5 separate regions of the Homo sapiens genome follow, and all the other regions are linked to region 2. A link is a contact called in ENCODE Hi-C or POLR2A ChIA-PET data. All regions are on one chromosome and are shown on one strand. The core of a region is the stretch at or near the end of the contact, and the rest is flanking DNA. Distances in the headings are between cores, read along the strand shown.

The links. A loop is a pair of places that touch in the nucleus more often than their neighbours do. ChIA-PET counts read pairs that join two places held with the same protein, here RNA polymerase II (POLR2A). Pooled maps may share reads with other maps.
Region 1: a loop to region 2 is called in a pooled map, with 4 times the contacts of the local background. The contact joins the enhancer-like site here to the promoter of SLC16A10 in region 2. A Hi-C loop is called at or near these places in 4 of 50 pooled maps.
Region 3: a loop to region 2 is called in a map of naive thymus-derived CD4-positive, alpha-beta T cell, with 2.7 times the contacts of the local background. The contact joins the enhancer-like site here to the promoter of SLC16A10 in region 2. A Hi-C loop is called at or near these places in 1 of 168 maps with a recorded cell type or tissue (naive thymus-derived CD4-positive, alpha-beta T cell) and 3 of 50 pooled maps. POLR2A ChIA-PET finds 5 or more read pairs at or near these places in 1 of 52 experiments (activated T-cell).
Region 4: a loop to region 2 is called in a map with no recorded cell type, with 6 times the contacts of the local background. The contact joins the promoter of TRAF3IP2 here to the promoter of SLC16A10 in region 2. A Hi-C loop is called at or near these places in 4 of 37 single-sample maps with no recorded cell type and 7 of 50 pooled maps. POLR2A ChIA-PET finds 5 or more read pairs at or near these places in 1 of 52 experiments (WTC11).
Region 5: a map of ovary shows a loop between it and region 2 (3-fold over the local background). The contact joins the enhancer-like site here to the promoter of SLC16A10 in region 2. A Hi-C loop is called at or near these places in 1 of 168 maps with a recorded cell type or tissue (ovary) and 2 of 50 pooled maps. POLR2A ChIA-PET finds 5 or more read pairs at or near these places in 2 of 52 experiments (WTC11 and activated B cell).

Annotation. Positions count from the first base shown.
Region 1 is chr6:110,527,102-110,531,694 of GRCh38, reverse strand. It overlaps LOC105377940 (a long non-coding RNA gene), which reads left to right. Exons shown (of 7, transcript XR_007059703.1): 7 at 753-1,013. Among named protein-coding and RNA genes, the nearest start is that of SLC22A16, 53 kb to the right of the region's middle. Within about 2 kb of position 3,099, at least 9 of the 41 ENCODE cell types and tissues checked have a DNase peak (open chromatin) inside an H3K27ac peak, as active enhancers do.
Region 2 is chr6:111,085,490-111,090,213 of GRCh38, reverse strand. SLC16A10 (solute carrier family 16 member 10) reads right to left here and starts at 2,711. Exons shown (of 6, transcript NM_018593.5): 1 at 2,119-2,711. The coding sequence starts at 2,461. RefSeq lists silencers at 2,141-2,320, 2,351-3,030 and an enhancer at 1,828-2,328.
Region 3 is chr6:111,749,438-111,754,299 of GRCh38, reverse strand. All of the region lies in intron 3 of FYN (FYN proto-oncogene, Src family tyrosine kinase), which reads left to right. Among named protein-coding and RNA genes, the nearest start is that of FYN, 120 kb to the left of the region's middle. RefSeq lists an enhancer at 2,760-3,332. Within about 2 kb of position 3,004, at least 7 of the 41 ENCODE cell types and tissues checked have a DNase peak (open chromatin) inside an H3K27ac peak, as active enhancers do.
Region 4 is chr6:111,601,998-111,607,293 of GRCh38, reverse strand. TRAF3IP2 (TRAF3 interacting protein 2) reads left to right here and starts at 1,416. Exons shown (of 9, transcript NM_147686.4): 1 at 1,416-1,518. It also overlaps TRAF3IP2-AS1. RefSeq lists enhancers at 1-452, 1,298-1,347, 1,638-1,707.
Region 5 is chr6:111,661,707-111,666,810 of GRCh38, reverse strand. FYN (FYN proto-oncogene, Src family tyrosine kinase) reads left to right here. Exons shown (of 14, transcript NM_002037.5): 14 at 4,864-5,104. The coding sequence ends at 5,072. Among named protein-coding and RNA genes, the nearest start is that of TRAF3IP2, 58 kb to the right of the region's middle. RefSeq lists enhancers at 3,402-4,083, 4,084-4,765, 4,766-5,104. Within about 2 kb of position 3,435, at least 18 of the 41 ENCODE cell types and tissues checked have a DNase peak (open chromatin) inside an H3K27ac peak, as active enhancers do.

The DNA.
Region 1 (4,593 bases), core at 1,850-4,349, 560 kb after region 2:
CATGGGCTGGGCCACCTCTAAACCAGTTTCTAGGACTTGGGAATTTTTTTTGTTTTTTTAGACAAGGACTCACTCTGCCATCCAGGCTGAAGTGCAGTGTCACAATCACAGCTCACAGCTCACTGCAGCCTCTAGCTCCCCAGGCTCAGGTGACCCTCCCACATCAGCTTCCCAAGTAGCTCAGGTGACAGGAATGCACCACCACACCCAGGTAATTTTTGTATTTTTAGTAGAGATGGGGTTTCGCCATGTTGCCCAAGCTTGTCTCAAACTCCTGGGTTCAAGCGATCCTCCCACCTCAGCCTCCAAAAGTGCTGGGATTACAGGCGTGAGCCACCACACCTGATGAACTTGGGAATTCTTACAAGGTGACACCAGGGAAGCACTGCAAGCTTGTTAGAAACTGCCTTTGCAAAACTTATAATGGTGAGAAAATTATGACAGTGAAAGAGATCTGACCTGACCAACTTCGTCTTGCCTTTAACCTCCAAACTGCCCTGGTCATTCCTGGGCATGGGCCAAGCTAACTTTGGGAGAATTTTAGTTTATAGTTTAAATGATAATAACTCTTCCCAAAATGAAACTGCCTTTATAAAACTAATAAAAGTTCACAAGTTTAGGATTATGAGAGGGATTTGAATTCTGCTAAGATGTAGGCATAAAGGATTATCAGCCATCATTCCAGAGGTCACCAGATTTGTAACTTCCCCAATTACTCCTATAAATAACCTCACTATTGTAGCCCTTTTGAGATGTTTTTCCAGACTTTTGTATTTCTGATGACTGGATGACTCCACCTGGACCCGAGACTCATGACTCACCCAGTCCTGTGGCCCCACCCAGAAGTGGACTCAGAGCAAGAGGACCATTTTCCACACCCCAATGAGTGCATCCCCAACCAATCAGCAGCACCTGTTCCCTAGCCCCCTGACCACCAAACTCTCCTTGAGAAACCGTAGCCTCCAAATTTTCTGGGAGGCTGATTTGAGTAATAATAAAACTTTGGTCTCCTATGTAGCTGGCTCTATGTGTATTAAACTCTTCCTCTATTGCAATTCCCCTGCCTTGGTAAGTCGGCTTTATCTGGGCAGTGGGCAAGAAGAATTCACTGGGTGTTACATGTTGAAATAAATATATACCTGGATAACAGACAAGCTTTGTACCCTTCACAGAGACTCTAGGAATTTGCAAATCTATAGTGACAATGCCACCTCCAATCCCCCAACAACCCTCCCCAAAGTACTCCTCCGTCTTATTCTGCATCACACATAACTAAACACATTTTGCTCTTATTTAATAAGGGAAAAACACATTGTGATTGTTGCTTTTAGAATAGTTGGTCCAAATTAGATAATTAGAAAAATAGTTCCCATAGATGTAACTCAAAACAGTAGGTTTGTATGACACTATTTCAAAAACAAGTTTTGTGGTTAAAATAATACCTCCCTTTGGGAGATAAGAGTTTTGGCATATTAAAGGCTCCAAGAAGTCCTGTGACAAAGACATTTTGTGGAACTCTGTTTTCACAGGACATCTATTAACCTCTCTCAGTACAGTCATGAGGAAAACATGTCCTGAAATCTGTCTTGAAGTTCAAATTTTCAGCATCCTCAGGCATATTCACCCACCGGGAATCCTGGTTTCAGCTGCCCCATCCTGCTGCTGCCCTCTCTCCACTGATCCTCACCGACTCCCTTTGTTTATGGGACAGGGCTCAATAATGGGGAAGATCAGGGTCCCACACACTTTCTCAGAGCTTAAACTAAGAGGGGAGGGGAGCTGACGGTGGAGGGAAAAGCTGCCTCTTCTCCATGATTGTCCTCACCCACCCTCTTGCCTACAGGGGGCTGCTTCTCTTGTGTGGCACATTTGCTTTCACTATTAATAACTGTATAGTTATTTTGCCATCCTATTCTAGTTGTGGACCAGTTGGAGCGGGGCATAGACATAATGCGTGAAGAAGGATGCTGACCCACAGCTATTCTTCCAGAAAAAGGCAGGCACCCCCAAAGTACAAGGGGAAGGGCACTTCCCCTTAGCCAGGTGGAGGCTGGCATGGAACATAAAGTCTTAGTTGAAATGGATATGGCAACCACAAGGAAACATGTGACTTTGCAAAGAGAGACAGATGGACAGTGACTCAGACAACTGTACCATACCAGAAGCACACCAGCTTCCTGAGCACAGAAACATCCATCTCCAGCCCAGCGATAGAAATGTTTGTAAAACAGTGTAACAAGATTCTGCCCAGTTTCCCACTAGGTGTCCGGGGAAATGGGTGGCTGGAGGATAAAGAGGAGGAGGAGGAGGAAACAGGCGCGTTCTGGCCAGTAATTCTCTCAAACGGGATGAGTATTGTTGCCAGCAGGACTTCTCAAAGGAAGGTATCTTAGTTCAGGCTGTCATAACAAAATGCCATAGACTAGGGGGCTTACAAACAACAGAAATTTATTTCTCACAGTTCTGGAGGCTGGTACCCCCAAGATCAAGGTGCCAGCTGGTTCGGTGTGTGGTTAGGGCCTTGATCCTCATAGATGGCCAAATTCTCACTGTAACCTCACAAGGCGGAAGGGGTGAGGGGTCTCTTGGGGCCTGTTTTATGGGGACACTAATCCCATTCATGAGGGCTTTTTACGACCTAACAACCTCCCAACGGCTCTGCCTCTTAATACCGTCATTTTGAGGGTTAGGATTTCAATATACGAATTTGAGGGGGACACAAATATTCAGGTCATAGCAGAGAGTGACTTCCATTTGTCAATGAAACCAGACTGTGTACGTATCACTCTTGCCATCCATACCATGGTTTGCATGTGATGTTGGGCAACAGGTTTATTTGGCTACATTCATGCCCACATCCACTAGACATGCACACTCTTCCCAAGGAGAGGGAAAAAAAAGCTAGAAACTGGTTATGTAACAATCATTAGTTTTATAGCTGAGTAAGTTATGAATAATAGTGCTTTCAGCGATTTCATTACCAATCTGCCCCCAGGAGCAAGATGAAGCTGATAAAATATTTATGGGCTAGTAAATTTTTTCTACTAATTTGCAAGGCTATAATAAAATCCATGAACTTGATGGCCTGCAGGAAACATAACAAGAACTAGGAATGTAGAGTAATTTGGAGCTAGAAAGCCTCTTAAGGCCCTACAGGAAATGACTCCCAGAAAGCAGATGAATCACAGTATTTTAAACAGAAAATAATGATGTTATGTTTGTACTTAACCAGTTATAGCCTGAGAACAATTTTCCACAAGGAAATTGTGGAAATTTCCTGCTCTCCATTATTTTTGCCTTAAGAAATAAAATTAATTCAAGTATATAAAAAACAATATTCAAATAAAAACAATTACTGGAACACAGTGTATCCTGTAATGAATATGAACTTTTAGGATTGTAATTGTTAAGAAACTACAGTATACACAGTCACATTGTGCCCTCTTGTGGCAGAAATATTGTTGTGCTCCGAGGACACGCCCTGGTGTATTTTATTCAGTAATTAATCAGGTTTGTTTGGGGGAAGTCAGTTCAAGTGAAAAGATGGTTTGCAGAAGGTAGTTGGCAAAGAGTTGTTTCTGGGGCACTCTAGAGGGTGCACACCTGGAAGGGGCCGTTCTTAGCCAGGGGAGCAGCTGTCAAAAGGTTTCCTGATGTTTTAACACATGCTAAGAAATACCCATCACAGAATGCTGCTTCAATTGTCTGTCTAATGTTACACTTGCTCATTTAAAATATTTTATTACTAGTTATCCTCATCTATAAATAACAGTAATTGCTATTATTTAGTGAAACAGGCAGTTGATGCACAGTATCTCATTTAATCTCAAAACTATAAGGTAATATAAGGAAACTGAAGATCGCAGATATTAACTAATGCTGTAGTTTACCTAACTAGTAAATGGAAGAGCTGGGATTTGATTTAACTTCCCATGTTTCCATAAGCCTATGCACTTTCCATTCTGCCAAGCTGACTCTCTAGACAAATATTTCCTGAATACTGAATACATGTGAGACTCTGTTGCTGGGTCCCCTGGAATTGACAAGGTGTAAGTAATATACTCCTATCCTTCAGGAACTTATGGCGTAAATAGGGAAATAAAAACATACACGCAAAAGAAACTGCCATACGAGGCAGCATACAAGGAATATCCATGTAGAACTTTTTTTTTTTTTTTTTTTTTGAGACGGAGTCTCGCTCTGTTGCCCAGGCTGGAGTGCAGTGGAGCGATCTTGGCTCACTGCAAGGTCCGCCTCCCGGATTCACGCCATTCTCCTGCCTCAGCCTACCGAGTAGCTGGGACTACAGGGGCCCGCCACCACGCCCAGCTAGTTTTTTGTATTTTTAAGTAGAGATGGGGTTTCACCATGTTAGCCAGGATGGTCTCGATCTCCTGACCTCGTGATCCACCCGTCTCGGCCTCCCAAAGTGCTGGGATTACAGGCATGAGCCACCGCGCCCGGCCATGTAGAACTATTTTTTAAACAAATACACAAAAGATCTGTATAGTCATGTACACTTCTCCCCTTCAGAGCAGTAGAGCTATATACTTTCTGCAGTTACTCTCCTATTGCTTTTGGATTTGAGTGTGA
Region 2 (4,724 bases), core at 1,462-3,961:
ACACATACACAAACATGACTGAAAAAGTTGTCAAAGACTGAACTGAGTAAAAAGAAAAAAGATATTCATCAAAATGGAAAACACAAAGTTCCACAGAGTGCAAAAGAAAAACCAGGTTCCTTCCCTCACTCTCAGCTACCCAGTATTGGGATATTGTGTAGCCAATTAGAACTTTGGGGACAAGTAGTAGGTAGAGACTTTGACACTGCAAAATTCTCATCCCTGGCAAAGCTATGGTCTCTCTGGCAATTGCTCTCTCTCTCTCTCAAAAAAAAAAAAAAAAAAAAAAAAAAAAAAAAAAAAAACCCACCCACAGACACCAAAGGATCTACTTAACTGAATTTGCAAAAACAATGATAAACAAAAGACTGCTGTTATCTTGACTGCATTAAAAAATCTGTAATCCCAGGCAGGAATATGGTAAATGTTGGAACTAGTCTTTAAATGTTAACTCTGTCAATTCTGCCTTCTTTTGGGGCTTTTCTCTCTGACACCCAATACTCATATAGAAAAGACAACAAACTATTTTTGTTTGCTATTATATATGCATATCTCCCCTGCTAAACTTTACAATGATTACTTCCCTTAAATGGTAAGGATATGTTACTACATTTTTAACACTTTTTGTACCTAGCCCATTGACCCGCATACCACAGCAGTTTCAATAGCTATTTAAAGAACAGAAATTCCAGGTTAAAATGGTACCGTATTCACATGCATAACGAGAGTGTACAAGAATATTCATTGCAGCATTGTTTAGAATGAGTTTGGAAGCAATCTAAATGCCCATCAGAGGGAGAATGCATAGAGTATAATATAGTCAAACAATGCAAACCACCTAAGTTAAAATGGAAAGAATTTGAGTTATCAGTTCACACTGAGGTATTATGTGGATAAGTCACAAACATGATGCGGAATGGAAGAAAAGTAAGTTGCAGAATGATACAAATAGTTTAATAGTATTTATGTCAGGTTTTAAAACTCTCAGCATAACCCAGCATTACCTTTGTCTCAGAATTTATTACAGTCTTGCCCATTCCTCATATGCATACTAAAGACCTAAGAAATATTCACTCTAAAAATAATAGAAAATCAAGGTTAAAAAAAAAGACTATTAATCATATAAAGTTACCCCAAATGATGGGGAGGGAGGTTGATTTAGTAATGGAAATCACTTAGCCCTTGAAGTCAGTTGATATGTGTTTTATTGCCATTCTACTACCCACCAAGACACTTTCACTGAGCTACAGTTTTCTCACCCAAATGGGGTTGACCGCGCTCACCTTGCAGGATAAAGTGAAAGAATTTATGTTAAAGTGTCATGCAGAAGGTCTTAGATTTGTTTTTTGCCTAACCAGCCAAAAAGTCATAATAATGCTCTACAGGGAGAAAACGCTGAATCTGCACCTTTTGTATCTAATTTACTATATGGTTAAAAAAAAATGTCAAAAAACACAACAGGAAGAGGGAAGAAGCAACCCTTCACCTTCCTCATCCTAGTCCCTAATCCGGCTGCCTCCCGTGTTTTCTACATTTAACCCAGAGGGCAAAAAAAGGCGGGGGGACGGGAACGCACGGAACCGTGACTCTTGCAGGGCCCCCTTTGGAACTCCAGTGACCTTCGTACAAATCTCTTTCATTCCTCCAAACTCCACCCCCCGCCCCGCCAACATACGCACACCCCTCTGCGGCCCAGGGAGGCAGGTGAAGAACTACATAACTGGCATAGTCACGAAAGAGACCACAAAAATGACAGGGCGATGACTGGGGTTGAAGGTTCTGGGGTTCTGTTTGTTTTCAAACAATAAAAGGAAGGGCTCCTGTGGACTGTTAGCGTCTGCTCTGCTGAGGGGAAAGGAGGACGATCTCGGCAAGTAAGTTCTGCGACCTGCTTGCAAACACACAGCTCTGCAGCTGGATTCCATATAAAGACGGGCACCCCGAGGCCCCAGAAGCGGCAGGCTCTGTCTGCAACTCGAAAGACCCCCCTGCTCGCACCCTCTGGCACAGGGACCCACCGACATGCACACTCGGAGGCAGACACAGCCCACACGCGGGATGCGCTCGGGGGCCCCACGCGGGTCGCCCAGGCTGGCCTCGGCGGGCGCCGCGCCTCACCTGTCTTAAAGACCATCTTGTCATCGTCTTTGGAGCCGAAGGTTTCCAGCATGGACACGAAGAGCACCCCGCAAGCGTTCTGGATGCCGAACACCGACCCGTTGCACCACATGGCCGCCAGCATCACCAGCCAGCCCCAGCCGCCCTCGGGGGGTTCGGGGGGCTCATGGGGCTCCGCGGTCGCCGGCCCCGCCAGCTCCACCTCCACCTTCTCGACAGCCGCCTCGGGGCTGTCCGAGGGTCCCGGGCCGGGCGGCGGAGCGGCCCCCGTGGGCGCGGGGCCGAGCGGCTGCGCCTCGCTCGTGCCCCGCGCGGAGTCCGGCTCCTCCTGGGAGAGCACCATGGCCCGAGGCGGGCCCCTCAGGCGCCGGAGAAGCGCGAGGGACGCGAGTTACCAGCGGGCTCCCGGAGGAGCTGCGGGGCTCCTGGCGGGCTAACGAGGCCGAGGCGAGGGCGGCGGAGCCCCTGGCGGGCGGGCGGGCTGGCAGCGCGCAGGCGGCCAGCGCGCAGGCGGCCGCGAGGACAGCTGGCGCGCGCGAACACCTCGGGGATCGACACTGAAGCCTCTAGGTCACAGCCCCGCACCCCCGACTGAGCCCACTGCCAGCCGCCGGTTCTTAAAAGCACCCCCCGCCCCGCCGGCTGGGGGCGTGGCCGGGAGCGGGACGTGCCCCCACAGCCTCCAGATGATTGGGCCTCGGAGAGCGGAGGCGGGGCGCCCCGCGGCGCGCGGCCCCAGGTGCCCGCGGCAGACGCTGTCTGCGCGCGCGTCTGCGACGGGGCCTCCTCCTGCTCAGAGAGGGGCACAGATGTGTGGGTCACCCCGCCTCAAAGCATGAGCAGAAGGGGCGCGTCTCCTAGGTGCGGGCGCGGTGGGCCTTCAGGAGAGCCACACTGGATCGTTAGCCTCAACTCACCGACACAGCGTCACAGTCACACTAACATTGTCTCGATTGTGTTTGTTTTATGTTTTGGCATTCACCTCTCAGTACTAATTATAATATGTAAGATTCGTTATGCCACCTGGCTTCTTAAATAAGTCATCTGAAGGATCAGAGCCCTTATTTTATTACTTCAGTTCCATTCTCTTGCATTCGTATACAATTTCCTTATGAATATTTGGCACACCAAAGATGCTTATTTTCAGTCCTCACTGGACTGCAATTCCGAAGTCTTCAACCAACAAACATTTTTAACAGACAGCTAGAAAGCATTACTTTTCAACTACATCAGAGTCGTTTTCACTTTAAACAAAAACTAAAACCTGTATTCAACTCCTCTGTCTCCCTGAAGCATGGAGTGCCATCCTATGTAAAAGAAAAGAAGAGTAACCTGCTATGCAATATTGAGGATGCTTCTTAATTTCTGTTATTCGTATTCTTCACTTCAATCAAAGTCAAAATATGCTAGTTACTTGATGTGCCCACCACTGTGATAGAGTACACAGATGAGTGCGATTGATCTCGTTTCTGCCTCTTATCAGTTGATAAACTGGTAGGAAAAAAGAGTCCTGGGAGAGACTAGGAGGCTCAGATGATGTGTTATAATACATGTACAAAAGAGAGAGATGAGATAGTCCCTTAAATTCTCTCCAAACACTGTAGAAGAGCCTCTACAGCAAACAGCCTTTGGCCGAAGCCCTGATTCATACATACGACTTCAGTGGGTCAAGACAGGAAAAGAGCATTCCAGGTAGAGAAAATAGCATAAACTAAGGAAAGCAAGCCGTGCTTGGTTGTGGAATGGGGAACATAGCTCAAGTGTAATCTGCCTTAGAAATGAGGGTAAAATAGTAAACAAAGGAATAGGCACATAAGTGCACAAAAATGTATGTATGAAGATGATACCCCAGTATTGTTGGAAATAAGGAAAATTTGGAAGTATAATGTACATTGGTAGAAGACTGATTAGATACTTACTTTAAAACCTCTAAAAGTTCTGAAGGTCATCTGTATTTATTGACTTTGAAAGTTGTCCACAACATATTATTGGGCAAAGAAAGCACATCGATTATATATTTGCATGCACACAAACAAACACATATGTAAGAATTATCCACGAGTCAGTACTGATGTAAGTAAATGATTAAATAAATAATGAGGAGAGAATAGACAAATCTCTCCTGCAGGAAATGTAAATACTTTATGAACATACTCCCTCCCTCATGGAGGTGAAGTACAATGGTTTACTCTTTAAGTGTGGGTATGCGTAGTAACTTTCTTCCAAAGAGTATAGGATGGAAAGGGGGAGTGGGGGGAAGAAATAACTTTAGGGTGCAAAAAATGGCACACAGTACCTCAACTAGATGATAATGTATCCCCGATATGATGTGATGAAAATGGTACTTTACCTCTGTGGTCTTCCTGCCAAAACCCATAATCCCTGGCTAACCATCAGAAAAACATTAGACAAATCCCAATCAAGGACAGTCTACAAAATACCCATTAAGTACTTTCATTACTGTAAAAGTCATCAAAAACAAGGAAAGTCTGAGAAACTGTCACAGTAAAAAAGAGTCTAAGAGGGCTGGGTGTCGTGGCTCATGCTGGTAATCCCAGCACTTTGGGAGGCCGAGGCGGGCGGATCACTTGAGGTCAGGAGTTCGA
Region 3 (4,862 bases), core at 1,755-4,254, 660 kb before region 2:
GGCACAGTACCCCTCACCCAAATGATTCTTCCCAACCATCAAGAAAGTAAACCCCAACTTGGGGCCCAGAAATATTCAGACAGTAGAAGAGTTCCACATTCAGACAGACGATAAAAGAAATATCTTCATATTGCCTAGCATTGAATTTGATAAGGAATAGAGGAACAGTATTGTCCTTCTGACCGGGCTCTGTCTCTTGCTGCCTAAAATTTTATTATCATTGCATTTAAAAAAATCAAAGTTCAGTCTTACTAGAATGGATAGAATGGGTAAGTGTAGCTTCTAGTTTGGTGAGTCCTTCACTGTTTCTTCCTACTAACCTCCCTAGCTCAGTCTGGCTAAGGGCAGGGCCTCCATGATGACCAGCAAAACTTCTCTCTGGTTAAGCTGAGCTTGGTTTGTTAAGCAACTATACCCAACATGTTTATATCAAAAGCACCTGTGTTTCTCAGTGTTTCTGGAATCCCAACTTAAGTGAGGCCGGAGCTAATGCTGTATTTCAGTAAATACCACATTAGATCACACTTTTAAGCAGCCATGTCAAACAATTGACTTAAATTGAAATTACTTTCAGCTAACACTTCCCCACAAATTGTTTTTACACATGCTGCTGCTAAACCACATGTCCACCGTCCTGTACTTAGGCAACTTTTTTTTTTTTTTGGTTTAGGCCCTCACATTTGTCCTTACTAATTTTATCATGTCAGTTGTGGCCTAATACTCCAGCCTACCAAGATATTTTTATATCTTGAGATTGTCACTCCTGTCCCTTCAAAAGTTTGTTCCATCTGAATATTTCACCATACAAATTTTCAATATCTTCATCTAAGATGTTGACAAGTTTTTGAAGAGCTCAGAGCCCCATTTTAGGCCTCCTGAGACCACCTTCTAGGTGGACCTGAGCTCACCAATCAGCCCCACTTAAATATTATAATTCACTTCATTGTTCTAGTATCTAGCCCACATTTTCCTATCTTATTCCCAAAGGTATTATGAGAGGCCTTTTTGGATAATGCATTACTGAAATCTGTAAAGAACCACACTTCTCTGACCCCTGTCAAAATAGAAAGTGGCATGACTATTCCTCCTATGAAAGCATCCTGTATGGAGGATCAGACCAAATGCTAAAACACTTTAGTAGGTTTACCTAAATACAGCTTGTCTTTCATATATCATGCCTTGACACTTCTTCTGCAAGACCAGTTTTTTCTGTAAGACTAATTGATATTGAGATTTCAATATATATAGAAATGGGACTAAATTTTATCCAAAGCTATTTTTGCCTCTATTTTGGGGGCATTCAAGTTAATTTCCCCCACTTACACTAAACTGTCAAATACTAGAATGTGGAAGCTTGAATATTAGAGATAAGTAAGTGCCCAGTTCCATTCCACCAGTTCACAGCCCTGTCTATCCCTCCATCCCACCCTCACCACCACCCTCCTAAAGCAAGATTATTAACACTGAACTGGACTGCTAAAACTTCTTCCTAGCATCTTTCAGGTGCTTTTGTGGCAGAGCCATTCTGCATGGAGCTGCCAGACCAAGTGTCATTCTTGCTTAGAACTCTTCAGAGCCTCCCCTCTGAGCTCCAAATTCAGTCCAAGTCCTCTCTTGGCTGCTTGCCTGATCAGAGGAGCCACTGCCTCCCCACTCAGACCCTATTCCACCTGGTGGACTTGTCACTCTTCCCTAAATGTCTTCCATGCCTCCCTGATGCCCATCTTTGCCCTGGCTTTTCCTGTGGCCAGGAATGTCTCAACCCTGCTCTAGATTTAGAAATCTTGCTTCTTTCTCAAACAACAAAATGTCTCTCCTCAATGGAGCCTTGACTGATCTCTCCATTGGAAGTGACTTCTTTTTCCACTAAGCTCCTGTTAGCACCCTACAACTTCCAACTGACAATTGTCTTGCATAGAATTATTTGTACACTTGTTTTATCAAAAGCTGCTCCAGTGGGCTGATAGCTTATTCATCTTTTTAATTCACCAAGGGCTGAGCATTTAGTAGAGAGGATGTATTTGTTGGATGGATCATGGGTAGATGGATAGATGGAGGAATGGATGGAGTTGAGGTTTAAGAGAGGATAAATAACTTGCCAAGATCACGAAGTTGGACTAATAGAATTAATAATAGACTCAGTTCCCAAATTCAGTATTAACATATTTGTCTAGCACCACTCCACATTCTCTTCCATGGTTTTGCTTTGAACTTTTGGTAGAAGCCTTAGTAATAAACATCCAGTTTTATAAAATAAAGTCTTATATTTGTTTATATTATAAATTTATTACTCCTTGATTTACATGCTTAGGAATATAAATCTGAGAAAAATACATGGTAGGATTTTCCTACCACATTCTAAAAGCTTAAGAAATATCTGAAGCTAAGCATGGTGGCTCATGCCTGTAATCCCAGCACTTTGAGAGGCCGAGGCAAGAGGGTTGCTTGAGCTCAGGAGTTCAACACCAGCCTGGGCAACATAGTGAGACCTTGTTTCTACCAAAAAAAAAGATTATTTACATGTGGTGGTGCACAACTGTAGTCCCAGGTACTGGGAGGCGTAGGTAGAAGGATAGCTTGAGCCCAGGAGGTTGAGGCTGCAGGGAGCTGTGATTGTGCCACTGCACTCCAGCCTAGATGACCGAGCAAGATGCTGTCTCAAAAAAAAAAAGAAAGAATTTGAATGGAGACACTGCCACTTCTGCACATCTGTCCTATATGATTTAAAATATCTCTGAATACCTTGAAAACACTGATCTTTTCAACTCTAAAACTCAGAATTCTCTTAATAAAATAGTATGCTGTAGTTATACTGTGTCAGCAGTTTTGGGGGGTTTTTGTTGTTAATTGTTTGTTGTTTTTGTGAGACATGGGCTAGGGATCTGATGTTAAAAATAGACATTAAGCCCCAGGACAAAATGGCCATTCTACCTAGAGACAGCAGTTCTGGCGTTCTGAGGCCACAGTGTAACATAAACATGATGTTGTCAACCTGAGCCAGGGCTGATTTGCCTCATTTGAATCTGAAAGGGAGCCCACATCCTTCCTGTTGCTACACAAAGATGCTGAAAAGAATTCACAGAGAAAACAAATGGACTAATGCGTGTTATGTTTCCCAGAAGTTCTGTCCCCAGTGCCCCCAAAATAGTAAAATAGTTGGGAATGAGGTTGAGCAAGAAAAGAATAAAGGAATAAAAGTATACAATGCCAAGGAAAGGCCAATAGAAACTATTCTTTTTGCTTTGCTTCTCTTGGTGTTTTTTTCCAGTGTGACTCTGTAGATAATGGCAAAGAGAAATGCAGGGTCATTTTTTCCATTTTCAAGTAAAACTTATTTTGCACAATAGACCCACTGAGGCTTGCACTCATTCATGTCTACGACTCCCATCTCTCCAGTCTCAACAAAAGTGAAGGTGGCCATTGTGTCCTTTCATTGTTCTGTGACTTTGCTGCCCCTTTCTTGCTTTTTAAAATAAGTTCCTTAGAAGTATGGAATGGCGGGAACGCATGCCCTTTGTTTCAGCAATTCAGTCAAAATTTCCCAACTTGCCTTCAATGTTAGTAAAAAAAAAAAAAAAAAAATGACATGAATTGTACTGGCATGAATCTAGGTGGTCTGGCCAACAAAGAAAGGAAAGGAGGGAAGAAAATGAGGAAAGGAGGAGAGAGGAAGAGCCTGCATCCCTAAAATTTCTTTTCTCAACAAATATTTACTTGGTTACCTCTATTACAGGCATTTATGGTCATTGTATTAATTCATTCTCACATTACTGTAAAGAAATACCTGAGACTGAGTAATTTATAAAGAAAAGAGGTATAATTGGCTCGTGGTTCTGCAGGTTGTACAGGAAGCATAGCGGCTTCTGCTTCCAGGGAGGCCTCCGGAAGCTTCCAATCATGGCGGAAGGCAAAGGGGAAGCGAGGCATCTCACATGGTGGGAGCAGGAGAGAGGGCTAGGAGAAAGGTGCTACCCACTTTTAAACAACCAGATCTCACAAGAACTCACTGTCATGAGGACAGTACCAAGGAGGATGGTGCTAAACCATTCATGAGAAACTACCCCCATGACCCAATTACCTCCCACCAGGCCTCACCTCCAAAGTTGGGGATTATAATTCGACATGAGATTTGGACGGAGACATACATGCAAACTGTATCGGTTATGTTGCAGAAAGTCAGAATGGAAGGAATCTGGAGCCAAGTACATAAAGGCAGGAGCTACTTCAAAACGGACATATATGTTAGTAGCAGTTGTACATGCTGTCACTCTTGGATCAGAAGTTAAAGATGTCAGACTTAAACTGGATGTAACAGGGAAATTCTACAGATGTGGGGATGCAAATTATGGGATTTTTTTTTTTTCCAGGAGAAATCATGCAGTCTTCCTAGAGGTCTCCATCATAAGCGAGTTTTCCATCATGTAGGTCATTTATCCCTGTCATTTCTTAATTCCATATTTGTTTCCACACACAGATTTTGAACATATATTTTGAACATATATTTATTTAAAATATTTGTTTTTATCTAGCATTGTGCTGAAAGTTTTACCCTATTATAATTGTGTTATCTACATTTAAGTTTTTTACCTTTTAAGGAAAAGAAAAAGGAGAAACTCTACAATCATGCAAAAAGTATATAATTTGCCTGGGAGATGCAGAATAACTTCTAGCAGATAATTACATGCTTTGAACATGAAAAGAAATAGGGTAGAACCTGAACTAAAAGAGGACCAGGTTCTGTTCTCCCTCCCTCAGGGGAGGATATTTTAGAATATTTTGTGTTCATGTTTTAATAAGCTTTTGTTGGATTATTAAGGTGCATTTAAGTTTTTCCATCTTAGAAGTATTCGGCTGGTGCAAAA
Region 4 (5,296 bases), core at 167-2,666, 520 kb before region 2:
GCATCATTTTCTGCAAACCAAATGCAAACAACCTGTGTATACTGTGTTAAAAACAAGCTGCATTTTCTCTGCTTGTGGAATGTTGAGCAACCTGCTTCCTGTATCCTGCTTGAGCAGAACCTGGTACAATCTGAACAGGGATGCTCTGGGGCCTGTCCCCTTGATGAGAGTAGAGAGATAGCCGGCTGAGTGGACTGACACTTGGACCCCTTCAACAGGCAGACAAGTCCAGCACCAGGAGCATGGTGTGTCTGCCCAGGGCGCCCAGCTGGCCAGTGACATGGCTGAGTTCGTACCCAGGTCCTCCTGACTCCAAAGCTCCAGCTAACACTGCTCCCATTACTGACTGCTGCCCCGAAAGGCAGTTGTCTCTCTCTCTCTCTGTTCACATCGCTGGGTATCATCCTGCCTGCAGCGCTCCTTCATGCAATAAATTCTGCAGGCTACTGATTAAACAATGGGAAGGAAAGGGGAGAAAAAAAATCTTGAGGTCAGGAAAATGCAGCCAGAGGAGGTTAGTGTGCATGTGTGCATGTGTATGTATGTGTGTGTGTGTGTTCTTAAAATTAACCACTTTTTTTGTGCCTGACAATAGGGTGGTGTGTGTGCACAAGCCACAGGCATGTGTATGCTGTGTGTACACGTGTGTCCAGGAGCATGGTCAGTGAGCCCCCCCCCACCCCCCCAGTGGTTATGGGCAGCAAATACTGATTTTTTGGGTTTTTTTAAATTTTTTTTTTGAGACGGAGTCTTCGCTCTGTCGCCCAGTCTGGAGTGCAGTGGCGATCTCGGCTCACTGCAAGCTCCACCTCCCGGGTTCACGCCATTCTCCTGCCTCAGCCTCCCGAGTAGCTGGGACTACAGGCGTCCGCCACTACGCCCGGCTAATTTTTGTATTTTTTAGTAGAGACGGGGTTTCACCTTGTTAGCCAGGATGGTCTCGATCTCCTGACCTCGTGATCCTCCCGCCTCGGCCTCCTAAAGTGCTGGGATTACAGGCGTGAGTCACCGCGCTCGGCAATGCTGATGTTTTAAGCAGTTAGAGGAGGTGGAAGAAGCTCGACTCCCTCTTCTTCCCCATTATCTGCCCACAATCCCCTCCTTTGGAGCTGCTAATGATTACTAATTCTTAACATTCGAGTTCAATCTCCTCCCGGAGACACCCTCCCAGGCGAGGGCACTGCGACTACACTGAGGTTCTGCCCACTCCTGGGCAGCTTCTTAGCTGGGTGGCGAAAACAAAAATGCCGCCTAATTGGTCACTGGCCCTTTCTCATGAATGAAGGAGGTTTCTGTTTTAAGAAATAAAGTGACTCCTCAGCCGTTGATTCACTGCCCACAGGGAGATTTTGAGCAGAGGCTTCCTAGGCTCCGTAGAAATTTGCATACAGCTTCCACTTCCTGCTTCAGAGCCTGTTCTTCTACTTACCTGGGCCCGGAGAAGGTGGAGGGAGACGAGAAGCCGCCGAGAGCCGACTACCCTCCGGGCCCAGTCTGTCTGTCCGTGGTGGATCTAAGGTAAGTTATTCGGAGTTGCCACTTGCCTGGTCTTATTTCTTCACCTCTGACCTATTTCCCAAAGCACGCTGTTTCTCCTTTACTGAAACATTCTGCCTCTACTTTCCTCTGTGTTCGTCTCCCCTCCTTTAACTTGTTCGCACAGAGACCATCTTAGCTGAGAAAATGACAGTGAAGTTTGTGCTGCAAGGATGTGTTGCTAGTATAGTATTTCAGGCCAGCGAGCCCCGCCGGGTTAACCCTTTGAGGAGAGGAGGCTCGCACACGGGGACAGCTCGGAGCTGCCTGGGAACCATTCGTTTGGGTACTTAGTGTCCCCACAAGTTTCTCTCAAGAATTCAAGCCCCACTTCTCCAAAGAGAGAGCCAGGGATGGCAAAGATTAAGTAATTGGCTTTCAGCCCCAGAACACGTCAGTGGCAGTTTTCTCAATCCTTGTTTCGTGCAGGGGGGAAAAAAATCAACAGCACATTTTTGGGCCAGGAAGTTCTGCTGAGCTCTGTGCTGGCTGTGAGCCGCCTCCCGGCCCCTCTCCGCAGCCGCCCTCCAGCCCTCCCAGCCTGGCGCTGGACGGAGCCTTTGGGAACAAGGGGGAGAAATGCCAGAACTTGATCTTAGAAGCTAATCAAGCTTCTTGTGACTTTCAAGTTCAAGATGGTATCTTAGAATAGGGGGATTTTTTTTTTTTTAAAGGAACAGGAGAACAAGAGGCCAAATTTTTTAAAAGGACAAGAAACTTGGTTTCAAGTTCTTCACTTCTTGTGGTTCCATGACTTAGGCAATTCACTCTGACTCCACTAAGCCTGGATTTCTTCATCAGTAAATTGATGGGGGGTGGTGATCTAACATGAGTGTGTCAAATTCCCTTATAAAACAAAGCCAGGATAGTCCCAGAGGGGTAGTGGTAATGGGTGGTCTTCAAGACTTGTTTTGTTTACCGATTATTCACATATTTTAATTTTACCTCCCACTACCAGTTGGTTACCCCCTTGAGGAAAGGACTTTGTTTCCTGATATTTTTCTACCTCCCAGAATCCAGCATGCTACCAAATGCCTAGTAGGTGCTCACCCCCCTTCCATGTCAACTGCTTTGATTTCTGTTTCACTCGTCTGCTCTCAAGGCAAGAGGTAAAGCAGCAGTCAGGGCGAAAGGCTGGGAGACACGTGTCTCTGCGGGAGGGCTGCCTGGAATTGAGGCCTTATTACTGGCTCTAGCCAAATAGGAGAAAACAGGGAGTTTCTCGAATTAGTTCATGTCCCATTTGGGTTACCCAGGAAGGATAGTCTGTGCTATTGTCCACAGAGTCAAGGCAGGCCAGAGAACTGGCAGACAAGCCCAGCTCCAGAAGCCAGAGTTACTGCTGTAGCTGGACCTGGAAACCACTCCTCAGCTGGACCAGTCACTGTGTGTGGGGCCTTTAATGGGAGGGGAAGGGAAACTATGAAACACATCCTAATACCATGTAAGGGTGATGACTGTGATTAGAGACATTATTAGATGGCGGATACACAGAATCCTTAACTTTTTCCAGACCGTGACTTAAAAAAAAATTGTCATTGTTTCTTTTTGGCAATTACTTGCCATCAATACAGTTCAAACAGGCCCTAGCTGACTGGGATGGGCTGGTGCAGGACTTTTGGTTTCTGTGGGATGTCCTGGTGTAGTCCGTGTCATGTTTTTAGGCATTTCTCTCTATTCCCCTGGGATGAAAGGACAGGAATTTCAAGATATTTCACCTGCAATGAGTTCCTGATTTTATTTTCAAACAACGATGCACCATTATCTGAAAGCAGGCTAACTGTTGTGCACTTGCCAGCCTCGCTCTAATCCTTAAAGGCCACACACCACAGTCATTCTTAATCTGCTGCTGCAGCTACCAGTCACTCCATGATGGAGCATCAAAAGATGGATAATGTAGTTACTCTGCTCTGTTCCTTGCATGGGGTGGGTTAAACAGAAGTGAGGTCTGAGTAATGTACCAACATGTCGGATAGAAAGGTTCTTAACTCAGGGTTACTCATTTTTGGAAGGTGTAGAGACAGGAAATGTTAAAGCCTGCTTCTCCTGGGATTAAGGAGTTAGTGACTTTCAAATGCTCTGAAAAGAAAAAGAAGAGGAGAAGACAGTCATATCTGCAGGCATTCTTCAACAGGCATTCAGAAAGATTATGGTGGGGTAGTTTGTCTAAATGAAATCTTTGTTTTACACGTTGTAGAATGGAAATCTCAGGAATATCCTGAATTCAAATCATTTTTCTTCTGCAGGCAATTTTAAATTAGCTTCTAAAAACATATATGAATTGCAGGCAACTGCTGCAGAAAAAAAAGAGTGAACACAGATGAGGCATATTCAACTTTAAATTCCTTTCAGATCCAATGAAATGACCCCTAATGTTTGATCACATTTCCTTATCAAAACAATCCTGCAGTCTGAAGGATTTTTCCATGAGAAAGTGTCTGAGGACTGGAATCAAGAAGCTGCCCCCCGGGCCTCTCCTGTTTCTTCCCAATGCGTTGTCACCAAGATATTTTTAGTTCATGAAACTCAGGCTGTCCTTTCTCCCACTTATGGTCTTTGCCTCCCGTGCCCAGCAGGCCTCCTAGAAGCACACATGTGCTTGGCTGTGACTACTCAGCTCACTCTGTAGCTGTGTGTGCACGCCTTGTGTGTGTGTGTGTGTGTGTGTGTGTGCACACCTTGTGTGTGCACAGACCTTCCCGGATACCAGGAGTTGTAGACTGGCTGAAGAAGGGTGGGCTTCCATCCATGGGGTGATCCTTAGGTCTGTGCTGGTTTGGCTTGGTTCCCTGATAAGGCAGCTGAACTCAAGCCCTTTAGGAGGGCCAGGACTGACCGGAGCTCCCAGCCTGTGCCCCTCTCCTCGCACCCCACAGGCCGCACCCCACAGACTGAGGCTGCCTGGGGTCTTGGCAGCTCCCTCAGCAATGAGGGATACTTGCTCTCCGCTGCCTCATTGTTTCCCTGCAGTCAGGATGCCAGTGTTTTTTCCCTTTCCCCTTCCCAGAGTCAACAGGTCTCCCTCCCCGCTCTGAACTCTCTTCCTACTCTGAGCTGTCTGTCCAAACTCTTCCTGGCCTCCCAGCTTACCCTATGACACTCTTACCTTTCACCTATATTCATTCTTTCCCTTCTCTTCCAACTGCCCCTTCTCATACCCAGCACTACATACAAATTACAAGTAAATAAGTGTCTCTCCTACACCAATAAAAGGCAAATACAAAAAAATCCTTCAGCGTTTCCCCACTTTCCTTACTTCTCTTCCGTTCTCCTTCCTTCCTTTCTCTCCCTTCCTCTTCCTCTCTTGGTTTTTCCTTTCTACCCCTTCCTCTCCTTCACTCCGTGGCTGTGGCTGAATTAGGGATCACACATGTGCTTAGAGAAACCATCTTATCTGAAGAAACAAAAAAACAAAAACCAAAACAATGACAACGACAGAAAAAAAAAAAAAACATGGGCTGGTTTGAGGTTGTTCTCTAAATGTTTATTATAACTTCTAATGTGATGGAGTCAGTGTGTTCCCATTAGTCCTTCTCCTCCTCATTTAGTAGCTCAGAGGAGTCCCAGAGCAAACTTCCTCAAATCAGGTCGGTTCATACTGCACTGCCTTCAGCCTGATGTGAGTCTTACTGTGCTGGGTTTATGTCCAAGGGCCAGTAAATATTCCCTTCCTTCCAGGGCTCACCACTGTTTCAAATCCTCTGGCAAGCCCAGTGGAAGAACTTCTCTGTATGGGAAATTCAGCAAGTAAACTTGGAAG
Region 5 (5,104 bases), core at 2,186-4,685, 580 kb before region 2:
CCCAGGCTGGAGTGCAGTGGCACCATTTCAGCTCACTACAGCCTCAACCTCCTGGGCTCAAGCAATCTTTCCACCTCAGCCTCCTGAACAGCTGGGACCACAGGTACATGCCACCATGCCCAGGTAATTTTTGTACTTTTTGTACAGACAGGGTTTTAACATGTTGCCCACGCTGGTCTCGAACTCCTGAGCTCAAGCGGTCTGCCTGCCTCAGCTTCCCGAAGTGCTGGAGGTGTTTTATGGATTGAGTACTGTTCAGTTGTACCCTATGAAAGTGACCCACCACAATGGCCTGTTTTCCTGAGCAATTCTAGAGAGACAGCAGAAGGGGCTGGTGGCTCCCGTGAGGCTAGAAGGGCAGAACAGCAGAGGAGGAGAGGGTTGGAACAAAATTGGGCAGTGGCCTCTGTGCTTGCTGGCTCCCCAGCCCCAAGCCGCCTCTCTGTGGGAACCAGGGAACATTCATACTGCTCGAACGTGGCTCTTCCCACAGTCAGACACCACTGGCCAGCCAGGATCTCCCCTCCTGTTGAAAAATGCTCTCCCTTGCAGCTCCCACTAGGAAACCTGGAAGGCCAAACTGTTTATGACATTGTTTCCCTAAAATGTGCTCAGACACCATGTTTTATAAAGTTTCTGTCTCTTCTTTCTGTTAAGAAAGGAGAAAAAGGATCCCAGCTACTCAGGAGGCTGAGGCATGAGAATTGCTTGAACCAGGGAGGTGGAGGTTGCAGTGAGCCGAGATTGTGCCACTGCACTCCAGCCTGGGCAACAGAGCGAGACTCTGTCTCAAAAAAAAAAAAAAAAAAAAAAAAGGAGAAAAAGGAAAAACATTTCCAGCACTCTTGTCCACCTCCTCAGTTGGAAGTGTAATAAAAAGATTCTTCTGGCTGGGCATGGTGGCTCACACCTGTAATCCCAGCACTTTGGGAGGCCGAGGTGGGCAGATCACTTGAAGCCAAGAATTCAAGACCAGCCTGGCCAACATAGTGAAACCCTGTCTCTACTAAAAATATAAAAAATTAGCCAGGTGTAGTGGCATGCACCTGTAGTCCCAGCTACTCAGGAGGCTGAGACAGGAGAATTGCTTGAACCTGGGAGGTGGAGGCTGCAGTGAGCCGAGATCACACCACTGCACTCCACCCCAGATGACAGAGCCACGCTTCATCTCAAAAAAAAATAAATAAATAAAAAATAAAAGGATTCCTCTCTCTAGTGTACCCATGTCTCTCAAGACACTCTCCCAACTGCCCTGGTGCCCAAACTCGTGTTTATTCCCTTCCTATTCACTATCCTTCACCTCTCAGGTATTAGGTAAAGCCAATGTCTTGGGGAAAAGTGGCTAAAAAGAGGAAATGACAGTTTTCTTTCTAACAAAAATATGAAACCATCTAAGAAGAAAAAAATGAAGTAGACCTATCTTTTTGTTAGTGTGCAGAGTAAAAGCCATTTAAAAAAAATTATTTAAAAAAACCATGATTTTCAAAATTCATATAGCTGAGAATACTGTATTTTAAATACAGGTTAAGTATCCCTAATCCAAAAATATGAAATTCAAAATGCACCAAAATCTGGAGCTTCTTGAGCACTGACATAACACGCAAAGGGAATGCTCAACTTACTGGTTGAGCAGCCCTATAATGCAAATATTTCAAAATCCTAAAAAATCTGAAATTTAAAACACTCCTGATCATAAGCATTTCAGAGAAGGGATACTCACCCTGAATTAACACAATCCATTCAATTTAGCTATTGTTTATAAAATAAAAACTAGCCCAAGCCTTGCTGAGTGGGCATATCTTGATTGCCACCGTTATTGTTGCAGAGGTACATTGTGAAGTTGCCAGGTCTGCAGGTCAGCCCGTTGCAGGTCCTGGTTTATGGATGGTTGGAAAAGAGCTAGTCCCATTCCAATTGTCATTGTCAGCCAAGTGCATTGTCAAAATATCCCACTTTCCTGGCAAAGCCCTCATTGGTATGTTTCCACTTGGCCCAGTGCGTGGAATTGTTTTCATATACTCCCCTTGCTTTGAGAGGTCTGGGCAGAAGAAAGCAGGAGAAGAAGAGGAGTGGGGAAGAGCGGAGGGGTGCAGACAGGAAAGGGGAGAGCGAGAAGGAGCCTGACCATGTGGGTCTGCCAGGACCCTGCATGGGCCAGCTTATGCCCTGTCCCCTGGCTCCAAATGCCCAGGAAAGACTGCCTCGGGAGACGCTACATGTTGAGGTTCACATCACCAAGTGTGCTGTGTCTGAGGCTTGGACCGAGCACTGGAAAAATGACCCAGTGGCCAATTAAACTTTCCATTGGCAGACATTGGATGAAAACTTTTTTTTTAAGTGAAATCTTTCCATTTGAGTAGTTTGTTTTTTAATGAAATGAAACATGTACTGACATGCGCTCTGTGGAGCAATAGGAGAGTGATTAATTAAACTCTGTGCTGCCATTTTGGAGGGAGGCACTCAGAGCCAGAGTCAAGCATTAGGAGGCGTTTCAGGGGCTGTAACCGCACCCAGAAGGATCTGTCAGGCCCTTCTGCCTGTTTCCCCTCAGTTCCTGTGGACTCCTGGAAGGGACAGAGACAAGGGAGATTTCTGCTGGTCCAAGCTCTGTCATTGCTGAAATATGAAACCAAGGACAGTACTAAAAGATGCGGCAAGGCAAATGCTTTGGAGAGTGCCAGTTCTGCTACGTGATTACACACTCTTCCTAATCTTTCTGGGCAATATGTATGAAGAAATAAAAACAGTAAATAGCCTCGTAATCAGTTCAGGTTTTGTGGCCAGATGAGGTCAGTTCAGATCAGTTCTGTAGTCAAGTGAGTTACAAAAACTTGATGGTGTTCAGAGCTCGTTGGATGGTGGAATTGTGGAGAAGGAAATGCTGGCCTCTGTCCGCGTTTATCTAGAGCCGGAGGAGGCTGCCTTTCATTCCCGAGCATGCTCCAGTTCCTCCCTTGCTTCCAGCTCCCCGCCCCCATCCCCCATTTTCAGCCATTGGAGGAGGATGTAGGCTAATTAGCCACAGCGCTGCCTCTCACTCCTCCCATGCAACTGAGGAAGTCGCTGGTAAAGGCATGCATGGCACAGAGGCAGGGACCCTGACTCCTTCACCAAACCTCTCTCCCTAAAATAAGGGGTCGCCCTGACACGTGAGTGAGGTTATTTTACAATAATTGCATTGAAGGCCTACTTCAGTACAGCAGAAACAATATGTGAATTTTTATTACCTCAAGAAATGATAATGGCAGAGAATAAGAAAGCATCCTGAAAAGGTCTGGAGAGACATGTGACTGACAGGCTGTGGTTGACAGCCAGGAGGAGCCAGGATACACTCAGCTCCACAAGTAACAACACAACCAAGAGGACTGGCAACAGACCCCGAAGTCCGAGTGTTCCCTCTGCAGGGGGACAGGCTGTGCTCTGGCCCAGCGCCTCTGGCTGTGCTGACAAGTTTCTAGCTAACGGGTCGCCACCTCCCCTAGAAGTAAAGGAAGCTCCATGCATATGGTGTGTGCTCCTGCTGGCTGTAGCCCTGGGAAATAGGGGAAGAAATCTTGGTTTCTATATGGCTTGACATCGGGTTCTTGCTCCTGCAAATTAACCGGGTCAGATACTGGGGAGGATTCCAGATGACAGCCTCACCGGCCAGGAAGCAACCAAAGCACAGCACAGCTTGACGGGGAGCTGGCAGAAGGTGATACAATGAAAAAGGGAAGCAAAACTAGAGAATAGTGGCTGGCAGTAGTTGGGAGGAGGTCAGGACACTGGCCACCCCCTAAGCATGGTAGTTCCTGTAGTGTTAAGGCAGCCAGTGTGCAGGAGGCCGCACTCTCTGAGGAGTTAGCGATCTGTCTTCTGTTAGTGCTATGCAGCCCAGTGTTTCAACAGCTTCCCAAGAGTCAGAAAAACCTCAAATGATGGATGGCCTGGCTGAAGTCATCAGTAGAGATAGGCCCCGGACATGGTCTATCTCCCCATCAAATTCACCAAACCTCAGGGCACTGTGGGGTTGCAGGGCCAGACAGTGCCCAGCCACGCTGGCATGATGGCAGATCTCCAACAGTGGGGAACTAAGAGTTTGCCCAGGCATGAAGAAAACGAATTTATGAAGTTCATAAATGGAGTTTATAAATGCTATAAACAAGGGGCAGCATGCTTTCATTCTGTGTGGATTTTTTTGTCTGCTTTATTCATATATTGTTGTCAGTTTAATTGAAGTATAATCTACACACAATAAAATTCAACAATTTTAAGGATGCAGTTTATTGAGTTTTGACAAACATAAACAGTCACACCACCCCATACATAATATAGAACAGGGGTTGGCAGGTCTGGCTCCCAACCTGTGTTTGTTTTGTACGTTTTTAAAGGGTTGTTAAAAAGAAGAAGACAGGGATCATATGTGACCCGCAAAGCCAAAAATATTTACTGTCTGGCCTTTTACAGGAAAAGTTTGTTGACCCGTTGACCCTGACAGAACATTCCCATCCCACTTGGAGTTCCCTCTGGCCCCTTGGCAGGGATTCCTCCCCTCCCCCAGGCAGCCACTGATCTGCTTTCTATAGATGTAGTTGCGCCTTTTCTAGAATTTCGCATGAATGAAATCATACCGTATGTTGCCTGTTGTGTCTGGCTTCCTTCACTTATCATGTTTTGAGAGTCATTCTGAATTTTTCATGTCTCAGTTCTGCACTCCTTCTTTACTCCTGAGTAGCATGGCAGGGTTTGACTCCTGGGGGGATGGGAGTACTCCGCATGTTTTAGCCACATGCAGACGCAAAGAAGAAGAAAGGGGATCTGCAAGTGCGGCGGTCAGGGCCTGGATCCCCGGGGTGCCCACTCTCACTGCGCTTGTCTTTGCAGGCATGAACAACCGGGAGGTGCTGGAGCAGGTGGAGCGAGGCTACAGGATGCCCTGCCCGCAGGACTGCCCCATCTCTCTGCATGAGCTCATGATCCACTGCTGGAAAAAGGACCCTGAAGAACGCCCCACTTTTGAGTACTTGCAGAGCTTCCTGGAAGACTACTTTACCGCGACAGAGCCCCAGTACCAACCTGGTGAAAACCTGTAAGGCCCGGGTCTGCGGAGAGAGGCCTTGTCCCA